Linked DNA regions of Mus musculus: region 2 is linked to region 1. The links are chromatin loops, found by intact Hi-C in ENCODE. Cell type or tissue: left cerebral cortex. All regions are shown on one strand. Links, peaks and the distances in the headings refer to the core of each region. The heading gives the core; the rest is flanking DNA. Region 1 has its middle 30 kb from the start of Zcchc24. Region 2 overlaps Anxa11 (annexin A11).

Region 1 (10,265 bases), core at 915-8,914:
TCTTGATTTGTCTTTTGGCTTATCGGGTTCTCACTCGTCAAGTGGGGAAACAAGGTGGTTAAGGAGAGAATAAAATAAGTTTTTCCTGTCACTGGTATTCAGGACACAGTAATGAGTACAAGGGCATGTGTGTGTATAGACACACTCATACACACATGCACACACTTATACACACACAGACAAACACACTCATACATGCATGCATGCATGTGTGCATGTATACACACACACACCCCTCTGGGGTGGGAGTCTGCTAGGAACAAGGAAAGGACAGTCAGATGCCAGTTCCTTAGGAGACAGACCAGAGGGACACTTGGAGTCTGTGGGCCAGGGGAATCTGAGAAAGCTTACAGGTGGAGTTTTGCTTACACCAAGAGGCTCCCACCCCAGAGCCAGGTCTTGCCCCACCATGCTGGGTAGAAGCTTTCCTGGGAGGCACAGCCAGTTCAGGGAGCATGGAGTTGTCCGAACGCCACAAAGTAAAGCTGGGCCCAAGGTTTCTGACCCAGTGAGTAGCATTCCGAGAGGCCTGAAGCCTGAAAGGCCTGCGGAACCCCAGGTATCTGAGACCCCAGGCTTCACAATGACTTGGGTTGAGTGGCTACAGCCTCTGGATTCTTCTCAGACCCCTGCCTGGGCCTGTCCTGCAGCCTCTGATACTCCCGTTGGGGGCACAAAGGAAAGTTGAGTTGGGGGTTAAGGGTTGGGAGGGGAAGCCTACAGCTGAGCTGGGGGCCTGGGAAATTTGAGCCCAGCCACAGGCGGCCACAGGCAGGAGAAAGCCTGCTGAGCCCTAGCCCAGCCTCCCCAGCAGTCCCAGGATTAGCTCAGCAGCCTTCACTGTGCCCTGGACATCTGTAGTCTGCTCCCCTATCTCCCAGGTTCATGGAGGTGAAGGAGCCAAGGGACAGCTGTGTCTTAGAGCCTAAGACTAAGAGAATCCAGCAATGGCAGTGGAGCTGTCTGGCCTCGGTCCAGAAAGGCCCTCCCCCTTCCCCTTGCTTATGAGCCCCAAGGAACTTGGATGAGGAGGAGAGGAAGAGCAACAACACTTGTGTAGCTCACCAGACACAGGGGCACTGAGGGCCCCTTACCTCATTCTCAAAACTGTCACAAGGCTACCAGCACTTGTTGCCTTAGCTTAGAAGACTGGCTCAGAGGGGTTAAGGAACTTGCCTTGAGTAACCCAGTGGAAGTGTCAGGATAAAAATCCAGGTTAAAAGCAGTCTACTTCTGAATCTTGAAGCCCATTTGGACCCCAAAGAATGAGAAGGCAGTAGCAGGTTGCCCTGTTTGCTGACTGAGAGCTTTTGGTGACCCTGACTACATCATTGGGTGGCATGCTGAGACAAGAGGCTTTGTGAAGGTGGCTGGATGATCTGTCCCATGGATCTGGCATCAGTTGAGAAGGTCACAAGTAGAGAACTCAGCTGGAAAAATAGAGGCAATTCGGCTTAGAGAAGTCTTTGAGGAGGACGGATTGTTGATGGCCTAGTACAGACTCACCAGCATGGGGACCCAGTTCAGCCAGGATAGGTTAAGTTTTGCTACAATAACAAACAATCCCCACATTTCATTGGCTTCCACAACTCTTTGTTTCCTGTTCCTGCTACTCATTCAAAACAGGTCAGCACAGGGAACAGGGTGGGGGCAGGGGGCTGCTGTGCATTCTGCTAGCTCATGGATTCAGGCCAAATCAAGCTTCATCCAGACAGTCCTCCCCATATTTTGGCAGAGCTAAAACTGCACACTAGCTTTTAAAACTTTAGCCTAGTTTTTACTGGCCAAAGGAAGTCACACAGTGTATTAGCCAGCTTTTATTCACTGGAAAAACATCTGATATAACTGAGAGAATAGTTTTATTTTGGCCTGTGGTTGGTTAGCATCATTGCTTGGGCCTATGTTGAGGTTGTACCATGGCAGAAGTATGTTGGAGAGGAGAATACTACTCATCCCATGTTAGCTGGGAGAAAGGACCAGGGTCCCAATATTCTCCAAGGCCATACCCTGTCCTAGTTAAGTTTTTCATTGCTGTGAAGAGACACCATGACCACAGCCACTCTTATAAAGGAAGTTTCACTAGGACTGGCTTAAAGTTTCAGAAGCTTAGTCCATTGTCATCGTGGTGGGAAGTATGGTGGCACACAGGCAGACGTGGTGCTGGAGAAGGAGCTGAGTGTTCTACATCTGGATTGGCCGGCATCAAGAAGAGAGAATGACACTGGGCCTGCATTGATTTTCTGAGATCTCAAAGCCCACCCTAGTGATACACTTCCTCCAAGAAGGCCACACTCATCCCAACAATGCCACATCTCCAATAATACCACTCCCTGTGTGTGTGTGTGTGGGGGGGGGCGGGGGGCATTTTCATTCAGGCCAATGGGACTTCCAACTTGGCCTCACCTATTAAAGATCCCACCACCTCCCAATCGTGCCCAGACCATATTACCACTTACCAAAACCACAGCCAGGGAAATATCTAACTTGATGCTGAACATAAGCATACATGCACCCTATCCTGCCACTGCTCAGAAGCAGACAGGAATGTCTCATGGATAACAACAATGACTACCATAGAGCCAAAGGGGCAACAGGAAAGGATGTGGGGGGAGGCACATTTCAGCATGATCTTCCCGGAAAGCAGCGTCTGTCAACGGCAGTTGGTAGATGCACCACGGGAAAGTACTAGAAGGTTCTTCATGGTCAGCGGAAGTTGGGATGAGGGCTTTACAGCCAGAAGTAGTTATGTCCAGTCCCTATTCTTCCCTCTTTCTTTCTTTTTTCTTTCCTTCTTTCTTTTCTTCCTTCCTTCCTTCCTTCCTTCCTTCCTTCCTTCCTTCCTTCCTCCCTCCCTCTCTCTCTCTCTCTCTTTCTTTCTTTCTTTCTTTCTTTCTTTCTTTCTTTCTTTCTTTCTTTTTTTTTAAAAGATTTGTTATTTATTTTATGTATGTAAGTACACTATCGCTGTCTTCAGACACACCAGAAGAGGGCATCGGAACCCATTACAGATGGTTGTGAGCCACCATGTGGTTGCTGCGAATTGAACTCAGGACCTCTGGAAGGCCAGTCAGTGCTCTTAACTGCTGAGCCATCTCTCCAGGCCCCCTGTTCTTTCTTAATGGCCATTGCTATGTGCAGACTATTTACCAGCTCTTGGCTCTCACCTCTTCTCCACAATGTGGGAATGAGACATCCAGTAGATTGCTGTGGAGACTAAATGAGATACTATTTTTAAAAAATGCCCGTACCATCCTCTACACCTGGCAAATCCTCCCCAAATCCATTGTGTTTCTTGTTGTTTCTATTTCTACCCCAGATCCCATGACCTTGCCCCTCCCAGAATCCTTGACTGCATCCTTTCTTCAGCATCTCACATCCCTAAGACATTATAGTCAGCAGCCAGGGCAAGGCAAGGAAAAAACTGCATTCTGGCCAAGAACACTAATTTTTCTGCACTTCTGCCCCATGGGTTGGTGAGGTTGGAACCTTCTCTGTGAAGCTTCTGATTTCTTATCCACTCCTATCTCCAGATGTTCTTCTCTTCCCATGGTCTAGACGCCTGCGAAGCAGCTACCTTGTTTATCTTATCTTCAGGTCTTCCCTGACAGTCACTGATCCAACATAGACCTCTGTGGTTTTTTTTTTTTCCCCATATAAATGGAGCCTTTATGTAAGAGCTTTTTGTGTGCAGCCGACTGCTATATCTGTGGCAGATTCGGATGAGAGGTTTCCCTGCTCCGCTCCTATCTAACACATCACTACTATCTGTTTCTTGTCACTCGGCAGACTTTTCTGCTTGCAAATGTGGGCTCTTTAATTTCTGATATAAAACTGTCCATACTCAGACCCTTCCCATAAATTTGAATGGTCCATTTGGGAGACATCAAGAGATGTGGTGTGGGCCAAAAGGGGGGGGGGGCACAGAAGCACAGAGGAAGGGCGGGACTTAAGGAAGCCTAGCCTAGCCTACTTACTCCTCACAAACTCGCTGCAGCTCGCCGAGGTTGGTCTGCAGTACCGGTTTTGGACAGTAGGGGAGGACCAGCGACTGTGCCCGGGATGCCTCGCTGGGCTGATGAGGGTTTCAAGCTTCTCCCCTAGGTCCGTTTGTGCTGCAAGGGGTGACAGGGTTCTGGGCTCTCAGCTCAACTCTCTCCGTCTTCCAGGAGGCTCCTTTCCAAAAGTGCTGTTGCAACTGCGGCTTCCGCTTCTGTTCCCTAGAACTGTCTCATCCGAATGCCTTACCTCCCAGGGTGTGGGCTCTTGCAAAGAAATCCGTGTATTTAATACTCAGAGCTTGTGTGTCTCATGAAAGGATAGCCTGGCAATCCCAGATTCAAGGTTGTCCATGATCTCAGTCCTCGGTACCTTTCCACCCATTTTCTCATATGTGCGGCAAATAAAAGGCCTGTCACTTGGGAAAGCAGGTGATTTCTAGCTGTCTCTGGCTCCCATCATCCCGTTAAGGATCCTGCAGTAAAGAAGCCTGCACCAGACAATTAACCTAGCATTTCCCCAAATTATTTAACAAGCAAGGCTATTTCCTCATGTTAGCACCTTACATCTCATGTAATGGAGTGACCACCTCTAGGTCTGACCTCATGGTCCCCCCATTATCAGGCTCTGGCGCCCCTCAGCTCCAGATCTCAGTGGCCCATCTAACATGGGTCTTCTTGGGGCTCTAGCATCAGACAGCCCTCCTTAATATGCCACTTTCGGTGATTTTTGATGTTCTAGTTCCGGGCATCTCAGTTACAGTGTCTGCTCTCTTGGCTCTCTCGGTTCTGTGTGCAGCAAAAGTCCCAGGTCTCCAAAGAAGTCCTCTAAGGAACAAGAGGAGCTCACCTTAACTCCTAAGAATCCAACGCACTCTGTAGCTCAATTCCCAGCAGGTACCCCCCCCCCCACACACACACCATTAGCACTGTCTTGGGCAGAGTAGAATACAGGCTTGCTTGCCGCTGCCCTGGGCCCAGAGTGAACTTCAGGGCTTAGTGGGAATCAAAGCCTGCTGGAGCGAGTCAGAGGCTACCTGGATTTCTACTTGCCCCCAGCCGGCACAGTGGTTCCAAGAGTTAGGATGCGTCCTTTGAAAGTTCATGTGTCAGAAACTCAAGCTTCAGTCACATGTTCGTGGCATTTTAGAGTTGGAACATTTAGCAAGTAGTGAGGATTAGGAAAGCTCACGAGGGGGAGGCCTCGGGATGGCATTCAAGTTTATATGTCAAAATGAAGAGTGCAGAAGCTGGCACGGGAGCTGCCTCACCACAATGCACTCTGCCATGCTGGGACTCATCACAAGTACCCCAGCAGACTCCAGTACTGTGCTCTGGATTCCCTAGACTCCAAAATGCTAGCCAGACAAATCGTTATACTTTATAAATTCAATTGTTTGCTGTTCCTTTATAGAAATAGAAAATAGACCAAGTTAGCCTGTAAATGTGCTGAATATCTGATCCAGATGAAGTGCACAATAGGATCCTAACTTTTTATTTTAATGGTTTAAAATGTTCACTTTTTATCATTATTATTACTATTATTGTGTGTGTGATATGTGCGTGTGAATGTGAAGTGTGTGTGTGAGTGTGAGCATGCTCATGGAGGTCAGAGGGCAACTTTTGGGTGTTGGTTCTCTCCTTCCATCATGAAATCCAAGAATGAAATTCAGGTCATGGGGTCTGTGCTCAACCTAGCGAATCTTACCACTGGCCCACATCTTAAAACTTTTACTTGCTAATGTGCTTATATATCTATCATCTGTGCTACAGGTTTCACCAAGTGTAGTTCTTGGAGCCTTTGAATGGGAGCCATCTATCATTGAGTCAAATGATTTTAAGACAAAAAGTAATGATACGTGGTTTTATTTAACTATTAAAACATGTAAAAGCAACAGAAATTATGAAAAAGGGGACTGGGGAGATGGCTCAGCAGTTAAGAGCACTGACTGCTCTTCCAGAGGTCCTAAGTTTAATTCCAGGCAACCACATGGTGGGTGGCTCACAATCACCTGTAATGGGATCAGATGCCCTCTTCTGGTGTGTCTGAAGACAGCAACAGTGTACTCATATACATAAAATAAATAAATAATTCTATTTTAAAAATTACGAAAAAGGAAAGACTTTCTAATAAATTTAACCTTGCAAAGTTTGTTATATTGTCATCATTAAAAAAAAATTCTGCATAAGCAAATAAAAACTTTACCATACCAGCTTGCAACCTTGGGCCAGGGTCTGGGGATTAAGATATGTGTACACCTGTTGTGGTACAGGTCCAACCAGTACCATGTTACAACCACACTGCAAGGCTGATCACTAGTTATGGACTTCTCTAAGCATTTTGTGTTATATGAAGACTGATATTTTATATTTTTGGAAGCTATTATCTCTCTCTCTCTCTCTCTCTCTCTCTCTCTCTCTGTGTGTGTGTGTGTGTGTGTGTGTGTGTGTGTGTGTGTGTGTGTATGTGTGTGTGTGTGTGTGTATGTGTGTGTGTGTGCAGGTGCCTGCAGAACTCAGAGGAACCTCCTCAGGCTACACACACACACACACACACACACACACACACACACACACACAAGGCCTGGAACCTGGAACCTTTGGGCAGCTGTAGGCACTATCTTCAAGCAGTGTCATCTGGATGGTGAAGGGCAGCCATCTCCACAGTAGGAAGAATGAGGCTCTCCTCTGTGCAGAAGATGAGTCTGAAGGTCAGGACATCATCGTTATGTCTTTAAGGGAATAGTCGGTGCTTTTAACTGCTGAGCCATCTCACTAGCCCCTCATCTAGTTTCTTAAGGAACAAATTTATGCAAGGTTTACATTGCAGAACACCATTTATGTAAAAACATTTTTCTCTGTTTTCTTCACAGCTGTATATGCTCAGTCTACCATCTCATGTAGTCCAAATAATTTTTTATTCCTCAAGACTATTTTGAACTCAGTTATACCAAAAAGACCTGATTAAATGTCAAGCACATTACACTTAAAATTATTATTTTCACTTAAATATGGTAACTCTCTATACTGATGACTATCCAAGTTCCATCCAGTATTTAAACACTCACTTGTTTCCTATAGTTAAACATCTCTGAACCCCGAAATATCCTTTCTGTGCCCTCTGGCTCAGAAAAGGATATTTTTAAAATATCCACTGGCTCTTTTTAAAGTCTTAGAAGATCAACATATTTTTTTTAATGACGTAGCCTGAAGTCAACTACTCCGAGACTATGTCCCTCTTCATCCTCCCTCTGATCTCTGTGCCTGCTTCTGATGTATGTTGATTTGTGGTCTCACCGAATCATCAATATTCGGTTGTCCATCTGTCTATCCAGCTTACTGTCTCATTTGCCAGACTGAACTCCTCAAAGAGAAGTCTTCATGCGGTCACCCAAGCCCGGGCCATCAGGCATTTGGCAGCATGTGGCCAGGGAATGGCTGGAGTGTGTGCACTTCCGAGGATGCTAAGCTGCCGGGTTGGTGGCCTGAGGACCAAATCCTGGCCACGGGCCTGACAGCGGTGGAGGAGGCTACTCCATTAGGTCCCTGTGGGACTCTCCCAGGCCTGCCCGGTGGACTCTGCCACCCTTGCTTTCCTCCCTCATCCCAAGGCTTATCTGCAAATCTCAGCACTCCCCAAGGCATGTTCAAGAGCCAAGTGGAGCCTTCCATCTGGATCGAATTAAATGGCTGGAAGACTTATGTCTTGGAGTCAGCAGGGCTGGAGGAAGACTTTCAGAGAGAAACCTGACCTTCTTCCTCCGAGAACTAACTGAAAAGAAAAACAATGAGCTGGTGAGAGCCGTCCGTCCGTCCGCCCGCAGGGGTAGAGATCGTGAGGAATGAATGATAGAGCAGGCCTTTGCTATCTGTCAAGGTTCTGAGTCCTGGGGCCTCTCCTCACCTCGGCAGCATGGATGGACAGTGGTTCGTGCTTTGTGGTGGGAACGGAGTGAGGCAGACATGGATGGACAGTGGTTCGTGCTTTGTGGTGGGAACAGAGTGAGGTAGACAGAAGGACGTACGTAGACGGAACAGACAGACCATTATTTTATGACAACAAACCTAGCTTCCTATCCTGTGCCCCACCCCTACATCAGCCAGGAGGCAGCCACTCTCAAACCTTTTAAAAACAATTCTTTTGGTTATTGTCTCTATATCTCCACTGAAATAACTTGCTTGCATCAATGCTATTGAAGTTTCCATTTTAAACCTCTCTAATTGACTTTTTTACCATGAGAGATGAAAGGCTGGACTCTCATAGAGATCCTTCATCTTCATCCTCTCTCTGTCCCTCTGTCTGTCTCTTACACATGCACTTACAAGCACACACACACACGCACACACACACACACGCACAAATGCACACATGCACACACACTTCCCGTGTTTGACCCCCGTTATGACTGTGTCTTAATGCTGGTGGGAGTCACAGGATTTACATCTATGGTGATTAAGTAAACAGTATTCTCTGCTTAGACATAAGTTTCACCACAGTCTCTTTTTCTCCCCCAAGCAGAATTTTTTTTTTCTTGTGGAATTAGTAGTTATGATCTTGTTTAGTTGGGTTTTGAATTGCTTGGTGAGGTTTGACGTCCCTCCCACCCTCCCCACACACACATTGTGTAATCTGCTCTCTCCCAGCGGCATCTGGGAATCCAGTCCTCCCCTCTGTAGTCCCTCCCCTCCCACCAGCTGGCGTCTGGCCCCCTCTCTGCACAGTCAGCCGCGGGATCCTCTTTCGCTTCTTGTCCCCTTTCTCTCCTGTGTTTGGCCTCCTGTTTTCTACATCCCAACTCTCTGTCTACAGCTTCATTTTCAGTGGGACATATCCCCTACTAATGGTTTTCTTTCTTTTTTTTTTTTTAAGCGATCAATGAGGCAAATAGTTAAAGATTATTTTTCCACCCTTGAACTTGATCGATGGCTTAGCTGAACATGGAGTATAATTCTATTCGACTAGAATGCTTGGGAGATGATTTCCTTTAAAACCCTGTGCTCCAGAACTTCCTTTTAGCTTACCAGTGCTTGTGTGCTGATGGCTGCTTCTGTTTATAGCCAGGCTGTGTCTCCGAAATCTTCAGGGCTTCCTTTTTGTTCCATGCGCCCCAGCGTTTCGCCCATCATCTTCTAGGCGTGGATTTATTTTCACCTATTATGCAGGGCCTTTGCCAGACTCTCAGCCCTGGGAACACAGTGTGTGGTTCTAGGAGATGCTCTGGAGTTATTTTGGTTTTGTTTTTCTGTTGTACTCTCTGATCTCTAGTTTCTGGAATTATGACTACTCAGATGTTGGACCCTGAATGGGCATCCCTCTGTCTCAGCTTTTTCACCCTGATTTGCATATCTATATTTTTGTTTGCGTTTCTCCCAGATAATTATCAGTTTTTTCTTCCTTCCTTCCTTCCTTCCTTCCTTCCTTCCTTCCTTCCTTCCTTCCTTCCTTCCTCCCTCCCTCCCTCCCTCCCTCCCTCCCTCCCTCCCTCCCTCCCTCCTTGCCTGCCTGCCTGCCTGCCTGCCTGCCTGCCTGCCTGCCTGCCTGCCTGCCTGCCTGCCTGCCTGTAATCTCAGTACTCAGAAGACTGAAGCAGGAAGAACCTTATGTATTTTAGCTATTCAGCTATTAGGATCTCTACTGCTGTGAAGGGACACCATGACCTTGGCAACTCTCATAAAGGGAAACATTTAAGTGAGCCTGGCTTACAGTTCAGAGGTTCAGTCCTTTATCATCATGATTGGAAGCATGGCAGCATGCAGGTTGACACGGTGCTGGAAAAGGAGCTAAGAGTTCTACATCTGGATCTGCAGGCAGCAGGAAGAGAGAGTGACTGGGCCTGGCTTGAGTATTTGAGTCCTCAAAGCCCACCACCTACTGCTGTACTTCCTCCAACAAGGCCACACCTACTCCAACAAGGCCACACCTACTCCAACAAGGCCACACCTACTCCAACAAAGCCATACTTCCTAAGAGTGCCACTTTCTGTGAACCTGTGGAGGCCATTTTTATTCAAACCACTGCACAGGGAAATATAGAAACACTCACAGCAAGGGCTGAGAAGATGGCTCGGGAGGTATTTAGGGTTCTTCCATGCTTCCAGGTAGTTTGATAGTACAGTTCATACATATATGACTTATTTGTTTTATGTATGTGAGTACACTGTTGCAGTCTTCAGACACACAAGAAGAAGGCATCAGATCTCATTACAGATGGTTGTGAGGCAAGATGTGGTTGCTGGGAATTGAACTCAGGACCCTTGGAAGAGCAGTCAG
Region 2 (10,265 bases), core at 872-8,871, 62 kb before region 1:
TGACCAAAGCCTTCTCTTACTTTATCTTCCAACAGAGAAGAAAAATACACAGGTGAGTGATACTTCCCAAGGCTAATGTGATTTGGACAGCCAGGCACATCTGTCCCATATGCCTCCTTCTGGCATTCAAACATGGGACCTCATGGAGAGTCCACCTGCATAGGACAGACATCTGGCTCTAATTCTGATAACCCTGCCTCTAGAGAACTTCTAGCTTCTGGCTCTGACTCTCTCAGGAACACTACAGCACAAAGGTCACCCTTCCTTCCTCCCTGGAACCATGCAAATGCAGCTGTGCAGATTCAAACAGCTGTGGCCCTCTCCATCTTATAAGACAACTATAGGTGGCTTAGGGTCTCTATTGCTGTAATAAAAACATGACCAAAAGCAACTTGGGAAGAAAGGGAATTATTGCAGCTTACACTTATGCATCACTGTTCATCATCAAAGAAGTCAGGACAGGAACTCAAGCAGGGCAGGCCCCTGGAGGCAGGAGCTGACGCAGAGGCCCCAAAACCACCATCCCAGGAATGGTACCACCCACAACCGGCTAAGCCCTCCCACACTTATCACTGATTTAGAAAATGTGTCACAGGCTTGCCTACAGCCCAGTCTTATGGAGGCATTTTCCAAATTGAACTTCCCTCCTCTCTCATGAGTCTAGCTTGTGTCAAGCTGAAGTAAAATTACCCAGGACACCGCGCTTCCATAAAAGTCCTTTGTGGAGAATGATAAAACCCAGACGGCTGGGCCTTGATGAGTGTGGGACTGCTCCTTCATACAAGAGCACCAAACGCAGCCCCGCATCCTGGCATCCAGCATCCTTTAGGACTAAGCCTCAGGGTATCCTGTCGATACAGAACCCACCTGGGCGGCTTCTTTTGGAGTATGTGAGGGCTTGTATTGTCAGGGGCTTTGGGGAGTCTCTGGGGTTCAACAATAAAGACACAGAGACACCTGTATAGTATTAAGACTGTTGGCCTGTTTGATGGGGCAGTCTCTTCAGGGCCTCTAGAAACGGGAGAGTACAAATAGGCTGATTTTGCTGCAGGTCTCCATCTCTTCCTACTAGGGTGGGAAGCACGAGGTTTTACATGGGATGGGTGGGTGGGGGGTGGCTGAGTCTAGGGAGGGGAATTCCATTCTTTTTCCTCTTGTTCTATGTCTAGATTTTTGCCTATAAAGTAGTGACCCTTGAAATTTAAGGTTCACTGGCTTTAGGGAACAATCTACGCCACACGTGTTCTATCAACTGGCTATGAAAGTTTGTGAACACTTTTTTTTTTTTTTTTTTTTTTTGGAGACAGTTTCTCTGTATAGCTAGCCCTGGCTGTCCTGGACCTCTGTAGGCCAGGGTAACCTCTGCCAACCAAGGGTTGGAACTAAAGGCATGTGGCACCACACCAAGCCTAGTTCCTATTTTCTTAATTGTTAATTGCTTAATTGCTATGAGGGCATCAGCCGGGTGCCTGGCGGCAGGATAGGTAAATTTTTGACACTTCCTCACCCGCACAGGAGAAGATCCTCTGCGATTATCATGTTAATAAGCAAGCTGCCATTCCCATTGCTGATTGGCTCAGAGTGAGTAAATTGTAGACCTCTCCCACTATGCTAATAGCTTTTTTTGTTTGTTTGTTTTTGTTTTTCGAGACAGGGTTTCTCTGTATAGCCCTGGCTGTCCTGGAACTCACTTTGTAAACCAGGCTGGCCTTGAACTCAGAAATCTGCCTGCCTCTGCCTCCCAAGTGCTGGGATTGAAGGCGTGCACCAACACGCCTGGCTGTCAATAGCTTTTCTGTACAGAAAGGATAAGAGCTGGCTGCAGGTGCTGGGGAAGAATGGTCTGGCCTTTCGGCAAAGGGATGGAAGCTGACCAAGAGCAGGGCAGGGAAGCCAGGAGGAACTAGGTGGTTGGCTGAAGTACCAGGCCTGAAGTACAGGTCCAAAAGGCTGATGCTGACAGGCAGAGGTCTAAAGAGCCACACCAGGGCCCAGAGCCCCTTGGCACTCAAGCAGACAAATCAGGACTTACATTTTTTTTCTTGGGGGGGGTGGTGGTTGTGGTCTACCACTCTGCTTTCCCCAGCTGTTGGCTATAAAGAGCCACTTGCTCTCACTCAACACGTAAATAAACAGTTCAAATCACCCGGCACTGACAATCCTTACTGACATATTTTTTTTTTCCCCAAGTAAATGAAAGAAAGCCAGACATGGTGCTAAAATAAACCCTGTAATTTCAACTGCTCAGGAAGCTGAGGCAGGAGGATAGATGGATTCCTTATGGCCAAGGATTTGAGGCCAGCCTATGCAAAATAACAAGAGCTTGTTTCAAAACAAAAACAACCCACCCCACAAAACTACACAATGGCTGAATACATTCCTAAAAGATCTGATATAGTGATAGAGACAAATAATAGGAAAGAGACGGGAGAAGGTCCCTTACCAGAAGGTCCACAGAGGTGACAGTACACAGAGAGGAACCTGTTATAAATGGAAACAGGCGGCACAGCTATAAGAATGTCCATGCCCAGAAGAGAGAGAGCCAGCAAATACTGTGGGGAATGCTAAATGGTACAACACCTTAGGAAGAGAATTTTTTGCACTTTCCTACAAAACTAAACATATTTTGTGAAACCAGCAACTAGCATGATCTTGGTATTGGGCCAAGTGAGATAAAAACTTATAGGATGACAGTGTGAACCAGCCTTTTGTCACTGTAACAAAATGCCAGCGATAAACAAGTTAGAAGGAAGAAAGGTTCATTTTAAGACAGGGTTTCAGAAGTTTCAATAGAGGGGTGGAGAGGAAGAAAAGGGAGGGTTAGAATCTCGATACATTCCTCAAGAGCACCCCTAATGAAGACCCCACACGCTTCCTACAAGCAAGCCTTTGGGGTTGTGGCTCAGATCCCAGTGTAGCAGTGTTAGCCACAACTGCCCACTGGCAGATGGATGGATACACTGCAATCCAATCTTCAGAAAACTAAGCATTACCGGACATCAAGCCAGCAATGAGCCAGCCGGGCTGCAGCTGGTCCTGCGCTTGCTTCCTCTGGCTCAGTGAGGCCCAGGACTTGATCCCCGGCCCGGCACAAACTGGGGTGCTGGTGCATGCAAATAATCCACCTGGCAAAAGTAGGGACGCTGTGGGAGGAGGATCATGCGTTCAAGGCCAACCTGGGCTAAACAGGAAGACGCTGTCTCAAAAAGACAAGAGTCTGTAAATTTTATTTTGAAAATACAAAATATAAGCAATCCATAGAAACCCAAGGCAGACGGACAGGACACTATCCCCTCTCCCAGAGGCAACCACTAAGCCTTCGAACCTATAAGTTAACACACACATACATGTATGCATATATTTACAAAGCATCTGCATATATATAAAAACATACACACATATGTATTTGGTTCACCTGTTTGAAAACAGGTAAGTTTTTTCTTTCATATTCTCTCTGTCTCTGTCTCTGTCTGTCTGTCTGTCTGTCTCTCTCTCTCACACACACACACACACACACACACAGTGTTGCGATGCAGCCCAGATTGGCCTCAAACCCTTTCCCTTTCTTTTTTAATTCTATATGTACGTATGTTATTTCTTTACTAATTTATGTGCAGTGTGTGTCTACCCTGGAACTTACTTATCTGTCTCAGGTCACCAGGATGGAGGTGGAGACTTATCTGGCTCCCACAGCCCTTGGATTTGTCACTAGAGCACATCAGATCAAGGAGCCAGGATGTGGTAGAACGTGATCTGGGGTAGCAGTCAGAAAAGCTGCCCTCTTCCCAAACAGGGCTGAGTCCCTACACGGGTAACCATTGGTCTGATGGCCCCAGGAGGCTGACAGAGCCTCCTTCCAAGGACAGGAGAAATGGTACAGGGATACAGGGGACAGGTTTTAAACTGGAGGTTTCTAGAACTTTTAGCGTCTCAACCCACAGAACTTCCTTCCCTCTCCGGGAAGATCGGGCTACTGGCTTGAGGGAAGAGGGCAGTCAGATACACCCAGTCCCTACGTAAGCACACACTCAGAGTCATCAGGGCTGGCCTCGTACCACGCATACGCAGCAATGGTTTGCAGTTTCACGAAATGACTCATATGATCGAGGCTCTGATGAGCAATGGTTGGCATGTAGACTATCTATAAGCAGAATAGGACAACAGATGCTCAACCCTCAGCTTCAGCAAAGCAGTGTTTCAGGGAGCTGAAGGGATGGATGGCTCAGAGGTGGCTCAGTGGTCAAGAGCACCAACTGCTCTTCTAGAGGCCCTGGGTTCAATTCCCAGCACCTACATGGCAACTTACAACTGTCTGTAAGCAACTCCAGTTCCAGAGCTTCTGACACCTCACACTGATAGACAGGCAAAACACCATTGTACATAAGATAAAACTAAATGATGTATTAAAAGAACTAAAGTTAAAAAAAAACAAAAAACATTGCTTCAAGGCCAATTTTGCCACTCATCTGGACCAGCAGTTCTCAACCTGTGGGTCATGACCCTTGGGTCATTTCATATTAATGAAAATACATCCCGAATATCAGATGCTTAGGTTATGATTCATAACAGTAGCAAAATTATAGTTATGAAGTAGCAACAAAAATGATTTTATAGGTGGGAGATCACTACAACATGAGGAACTGTATCAAGTGGTTGCAGCATTAGGAAGGGTGAGGACCACTGCTCTAGGCCTATCCACTGCCCTGCTTGTTTGTTTAAGAAAATTCCAGGCACCATAAACTATTTCCTGGGTAATTTTTCATGTCTCTAAGTACTATCAACTCTTAAGTGTATGTCTTCTCTCTCTGTCTCTCTCTGTCTCTCTCTCTGTCTGTCTCTCTCTCTCTTTCTCTCTCTCTCTCTCTCTCTCTCTCTCTCTCTCTCTCTCACTACATGTTAACCCTGAGTTCCTATGACAGCCAACACACAGCACTCAGGTGTTGATTATCTTAGGGGAAGTGGGAGCATGGAATACTTGAAGGTACCTGTCCAGGCAAGGGGACCAGAGGCCCAACCTACCAAGGACCTGGACCAGGGAGTCCTGAGCAAGCCTCTATGGTCCCAGGTATCTGTGAATGGTGGAGGCAGGACTCAAATCCTGTCCTCCTGGCTTTGAATCCCAGGGCTTTCGCCACTACACTATACTTTTGCACAGGACCTACTGATGCTGGCAACAGTAATCTCAGAGGCTGAGCTTCACGCTCATGTGACAGAATAGCATGGAGTTAAGAATCAGGACACACCTGTGGTTTCTATAGCCAATGATCACCAACCAAGCTCCCACTTTTTCTGTTTGTTTGTTTGTTTGTTTTTTATCAAGACAGGGTTTCTCTGTGTAGCCCTAGCTGTCCTGAATCTCACTTTGTAGACCAGCCAGGCTGGCCTCAAACTTACAGAGATCCACCTGCCTCTGCTGGGACTAAAGGCGTGAGCCACCACACCCAGCTAAACCCCGTGTTCTTAATGGCAATGTAGGACAACAGGATGAACACAAAATTTGAAGGCAGACTACGTAAGTTCAAATCCAAGTGGGGTTCCTACTAGCTGGGTGGTCCTGGTCAAATTACTGAGCCTTCCTTTGGCCAGCTTCTCACCTCTATTAAACAGGAATACAACAGTCTCCCCTACTGAGTATGCTCTCATTGTATCATTTTGCCTTTCATCCATTGGGTTGTCCCGATATAAAACAGCAAACTGAGTTCGGGAGGTCCCAGAAGCCCCTGGGGCATGTGCTAAGGAGAGCTGTGGGGGCTGGGGGAGTGAGTCAAAGAGGGACTTGGCAGGGCAAAGGGGTGGGGGTGAGGTTGGAATAGTTTGAAAGGCAGAGGCTAGCAAGGGCAGTGCTACCACATGGGTCTAGAAAGGCCCCCAAAGGTCCGTGTCTGTTGGAGGCTGAGTCCCAAGCCCCTGGGGCATACTGGTAGGCAGTGGAACCTTTGGGGGATGAGAGACTGCTGCTGGCAGGTCCTAGGCCACTGGGTAAATGTCTGTGAAGGAGACACTGGGATCCAAGCCTTTCCTCACTGCATCTTGGCTGCCATGGGGTAAGCATGCTACAACCACACACCGCAGTGCACTGTGATGAGCAAAGCAGCAGCCCAGGCAGGACCTCTGAAGCCATCCTTATGGCTTTTTAGCTGACTGCTTCGGGCAGCAGCAGAGTGCACCTGTCTCCCAGATGAACCCCATTATAATCCTGAGGCCCATCGAGAAGCAATGAGAAAGCAGGGCACTGCGGTGGCTAGGTCACAATAGCAGAGCTCTCCGAACAGAGAGAGACTACTTTGTAAGCACACGGAGGGAAGTGGCCAAGCTACAGAGCCAGACCCAATTCCTCAGCAGACACTTGATGTGTGCTTTACAGCTTCTACTGTGAGCAAAACGCTTCTGCTGTCTAAGCCTTTCTCGTTCACAGTATTCCATTACAGCAGTTCAAACAGACCGAGGCAAGCTTAAAGAAACACGTATGCAAGGCTGGAAGGATGGCTCAGGTAGTTAAGAGCACCGGGACCAGAATTCTGATCCCTGCATCACAGCCCTCAACTACTTGGAACTCTAGCTCCAGCGGGTAGATCCGACACTTGCTTCTGGCCTTACACAAAACAGGTATCTATCTGGACTCTGGGCACTTGAACACACATGTGCACATACACACTCAGACAGAGACAGAAGGACACACACACATAAACAAGAGAGTGGGGAAGAGGGAGAAGGAGAGAGAGATTAGGTTATGTTTGAGCACAGTTTGGATATGGGAGTGCAGGTCTGTTTTTTTTGTTTGTTTTTTATAGAAACCCTATCTTTTTTTTAAGACTTATTTATTTATTTTATGTATATGAGTACACTGTCACTGTCTTCAGACACACCAGAAGAGGGCATTATATCCAATTACAGATGGTTGTGAGACACCATGTGGTTGCTGGGAATTGAACTCGAGACCTTCAGAAGAGCAGCCAGTGCTCTTAACCACTGAGCCATCTCTCCAGCCCCAGGTCTGTTCTTTTGTGTCACCATTCCCCACTATTGGTTATGCCCCAGGTCTGAAAGAGGGTCTACTAGGACTATCTATGGAGCACAGTCAAAGGGACCTGATGGCCATGGGCTCAGCATTGTGGAGCAATGGCAATATCTGAGAGTGCCCCACACACACCCAAGGTGTCTGGTCTCTCCAGCTCTGGCAAAGCCCAGCTGGGTTTCTCCCAAATCCCCCAGGCTGGAGATGCTCTATACACTAAGTCCTGCTGTGCCCACTCACTGCCTCTGTGCCACACCATCCTTCCAATAACTCAAGAGGGATAGGATCATAAAGGATCAAAACTCGCGAGCTCATCAAACTGGTGTGCGCATCTAATTACCAGGAGCTGAGCCATAGGGTGGTGGGCAGGCTGATTGGCCATTAGGGAGGAGAGGGTACCCCAAAGCCTGATACAAGGCCATTATCCTCCAAATCTATCCTAGATACAGTCTTCAGTCCCAGTGCTCCAGAGAACCTGAAAATGCCGCCTCCTATGGCCGAAGAGTCAGTCCAGAGTGACTGAGATTACACACTGGGTGAGCGTGGTCTGAATCTGGATTACCCAGGACAGATCAATCCAACTGCAGGCGCCCTTACAAGTGGAAACTCTTCCCCTCTATGGAACACCAACAATGGAAAGCCAACAATGGCCCCACCTGAAGAGGAATGGGCCACAAAGACCGGGATGGCTACCAGCACCAGAGACACCAAGCAATCAGATCATTCCCAGTTAAGGAACAACTCTGTGAGCACCTTAACATGACAGTCACAATCATGAGACTAGACTGTGAGATCAAACTGCTAGACAAGCCACAAGGCCACAGCGACTGCAGAGAACAGTAAAGGCTCCTAAAAACGAAACTCAACACAGAACTGCCACAGGATCCCACAAGCAAAAGCAAGACCTCTCTCAGCTAGCCACGTGATGAACAGATAAAGAAAATCAGCTGCTCACTCTGAAAACGGGGGCCATCCTGATGCGTGCGATGGCACGGATGAAGCCAGCACACTAACTGAAATAAGGCAGCCACAGAAAGGTAAGTGCTGCCTAATTCCACTCAGACAGAAAGACATGGCTGCCTCGGAGGCTGGGGCAAAAGGGAAATGGGAAGATTGTTAAATGGGGACAGTAAGCTTGGGACGATGAGAAAGTTCTGGAAACAGACTGTGGTGAGGGATGCATACAAAGTGAATGTTCAATGTCACTGAACTGCACATCTAAAATTAGTCAACACGGCAAACCTCATGGCATGTATACTACCACCAAAACATGTACTAAGTTTGTCTCCAAGAACAGGAATAGCAGACTAGCCTATACAGTAGCCACCTCTCCCTTCCTCCAGACCCCTTCCTGGCTGAGGTCTGCCACCAGCCCATACAGCCTGGCCAGCCTCTTTGACAGGAGAAGCACCAAAGCCCTGACACCACAACAAATCATTTCTACAACAAAAGCCAAAGGGCGCTCCCCCTGCCCTGGAGAAGGGGCTCAGATAAGGCTCGCTCACTTGTGTGATAGGTCAACACAGTCACCATGGTCACCGTGAGTCACCACAATAAGAGCTGGGTTTTCTGTGGTCAGGCAACAAACCCAGCCAGCAATGGGGAGGGGAACTAAGCACCTGACATGATTTAAGCATGCAGGTAACAGAGCATTCTGGCCAGCTGGTCAGCCAAAGCTGACCCCTTTTCTCCCCCACCCTTTACATATGGAGAAACTGACAACCAGAGAGGAAGTGGCTTGCCACCATGACACAGCAAGGGGCCAGCCCTGGACCTCTTGCCTCCTTACCAAGTACTATGAAGCACAGGGTGTGGCACCAGCACAGGTTCCCAGCTCAATAGGGACCCACTTCCCTTTATCAAAAGCTCTGAAAGAGTAAGAGTTCTAGGTAGGCCCAATGCCTCAACCTAAGGTAGGTAATGTGCAGAAGACCAGCAAGACCAAAGGATGATTTTACACAGGGAGAAGTGGTATAGAGCCCTGCCTGACACCTCCCTCGAGCCACGCCCAAGGACTCAGCACTGTTTGTGTGTAAATTGACAATGCAGGATCCCAGCACACTGAACAAGATCTCCAGTAAGAACAGGAGAGACCAAGAGAAGACTCAGAGGGTAGAGAGCCATTGATGAGACGTATCAGAGGGAATACAAGTGATATGCTCGGAGACACAGAGGAAATCTACTCATAAAGCAAAACAGAAAGGAAATGCTGTACACATGGAACACTGAGGAAGCAGTAAAGTCTCTTAGAAACTGAAAAGGGAAAATGTTATTTTTTAAAAAAATCAAAGTTCAATAGATCAGCAGCCAATGAAATGTTCATGTTAAGGAACTGAAAAACAGACAACTCAACCATTCAACACAAGGGTTAGAGAAAAGAGCACAGGAAAAATCCAGAGAAAAAAGAGCCACAGGAAGCTGGGTGTTGTGAGCGATGCCTGCAGTCCCAGCACTCAGTAGCAGAGGCAGGGGACCTGGAAGTCACTGAGACCTGGCTTTACTGCATGGGATCTTATGTGAAGACAGAAGCAAGCCAACAAACAGCAGCTAGAGAGAGGCCATAGTCAATCATAATGTGTGTATGCACAAGCATGACGACCAGGGTCTAATTCCCAGCACTCACATCAAGAGCCAGACACGGTGATATGCTTAGAATGTGAGTGCTGGGGAGGCAGAGGCAGGTGGATCCCTGGGGATTCCTCAAGGGAACAGGAAAGAGTGATGGAGAAGGACATTCAGTATCCTCTTCTGGCTTCTGTACACACACATAGGCACATACATGTCTATATCTCACACACACACACACACACACACACACACACACACACACACACACACACACACTAGGTGATGGTGGTGATGATATAACACTACCACCTGAGCAGAAAGCATAAGGTGAAAAGACACCATCAGCAAAGCTCACCCAGCGGACACTTGCCAACTCAGAGGCAGAGAGACAATACTACAAGCTTTGAGGAGAAGAAAGGACCTAAGGTTCCTCAGGGGAAGATAGCTCTGGACTCCTCGACTCCTGGTGGGAACTAGGAGATAGCTCCTCCCTTCAAGCTTCTCAGGAGAAACTGGTTTCAGCGGTTCATTCCTAAGGCCGGCTAAATCACCCACCTAGCAACCGGATGCCGCAGACTTTTCCACAAAGACTTTAAAAAAGGCACAAAGCAGCCTACCTCCCCCCAACACAAAGGGAATCTAACACAGATGTTTAAAAGGTGGTCCCAAGATGATAACTGAG

The links. Peaks named below come from ENCODE experiments on the same cell type or tissue, not always from the same donor. Only the 100,000 strongest peaks of a DNase experiment are listed, where the experiment ranks them.
Region 2: it touches region 1 in a loop (4-fold over the local background); 2 of 42 quality-filtered maps call a loop at or near these places.

The regions. Positions count from the first base shown.
Region 1 is chr14:25,794,149-25,804,413 of GRCm38, reverse strand. No RefSeq gene overlaps it. Among named protein-coding and RNA genes, the nearest start is that of Zcchc24, 30 kb to the right of the region's middle. In left cerebral cortex, for the core only: CTCF peaks have their summits at 4,046 and 6,023 (motif pointing left); DNase peaks (open chromatin) are centred at 3,758, 4,036 and 8,683; H3K27ac peaks cover 567 bases.
Region 2 is chr14:25,855,781-25,866,045 of GRCm38, reverse strand. The region is part of intron 1 of Anxa11 (annexin A11); the gene reads right to left. Among named protein-coding and RNA genes, the nearest start is that of Anxa11, 19 kb to the right of the region's middle. In left cerebral cortex, for the core only: no CTCF peak of the experiment used is centred there; a DNase peak (open chromatin) is centred at 4,109.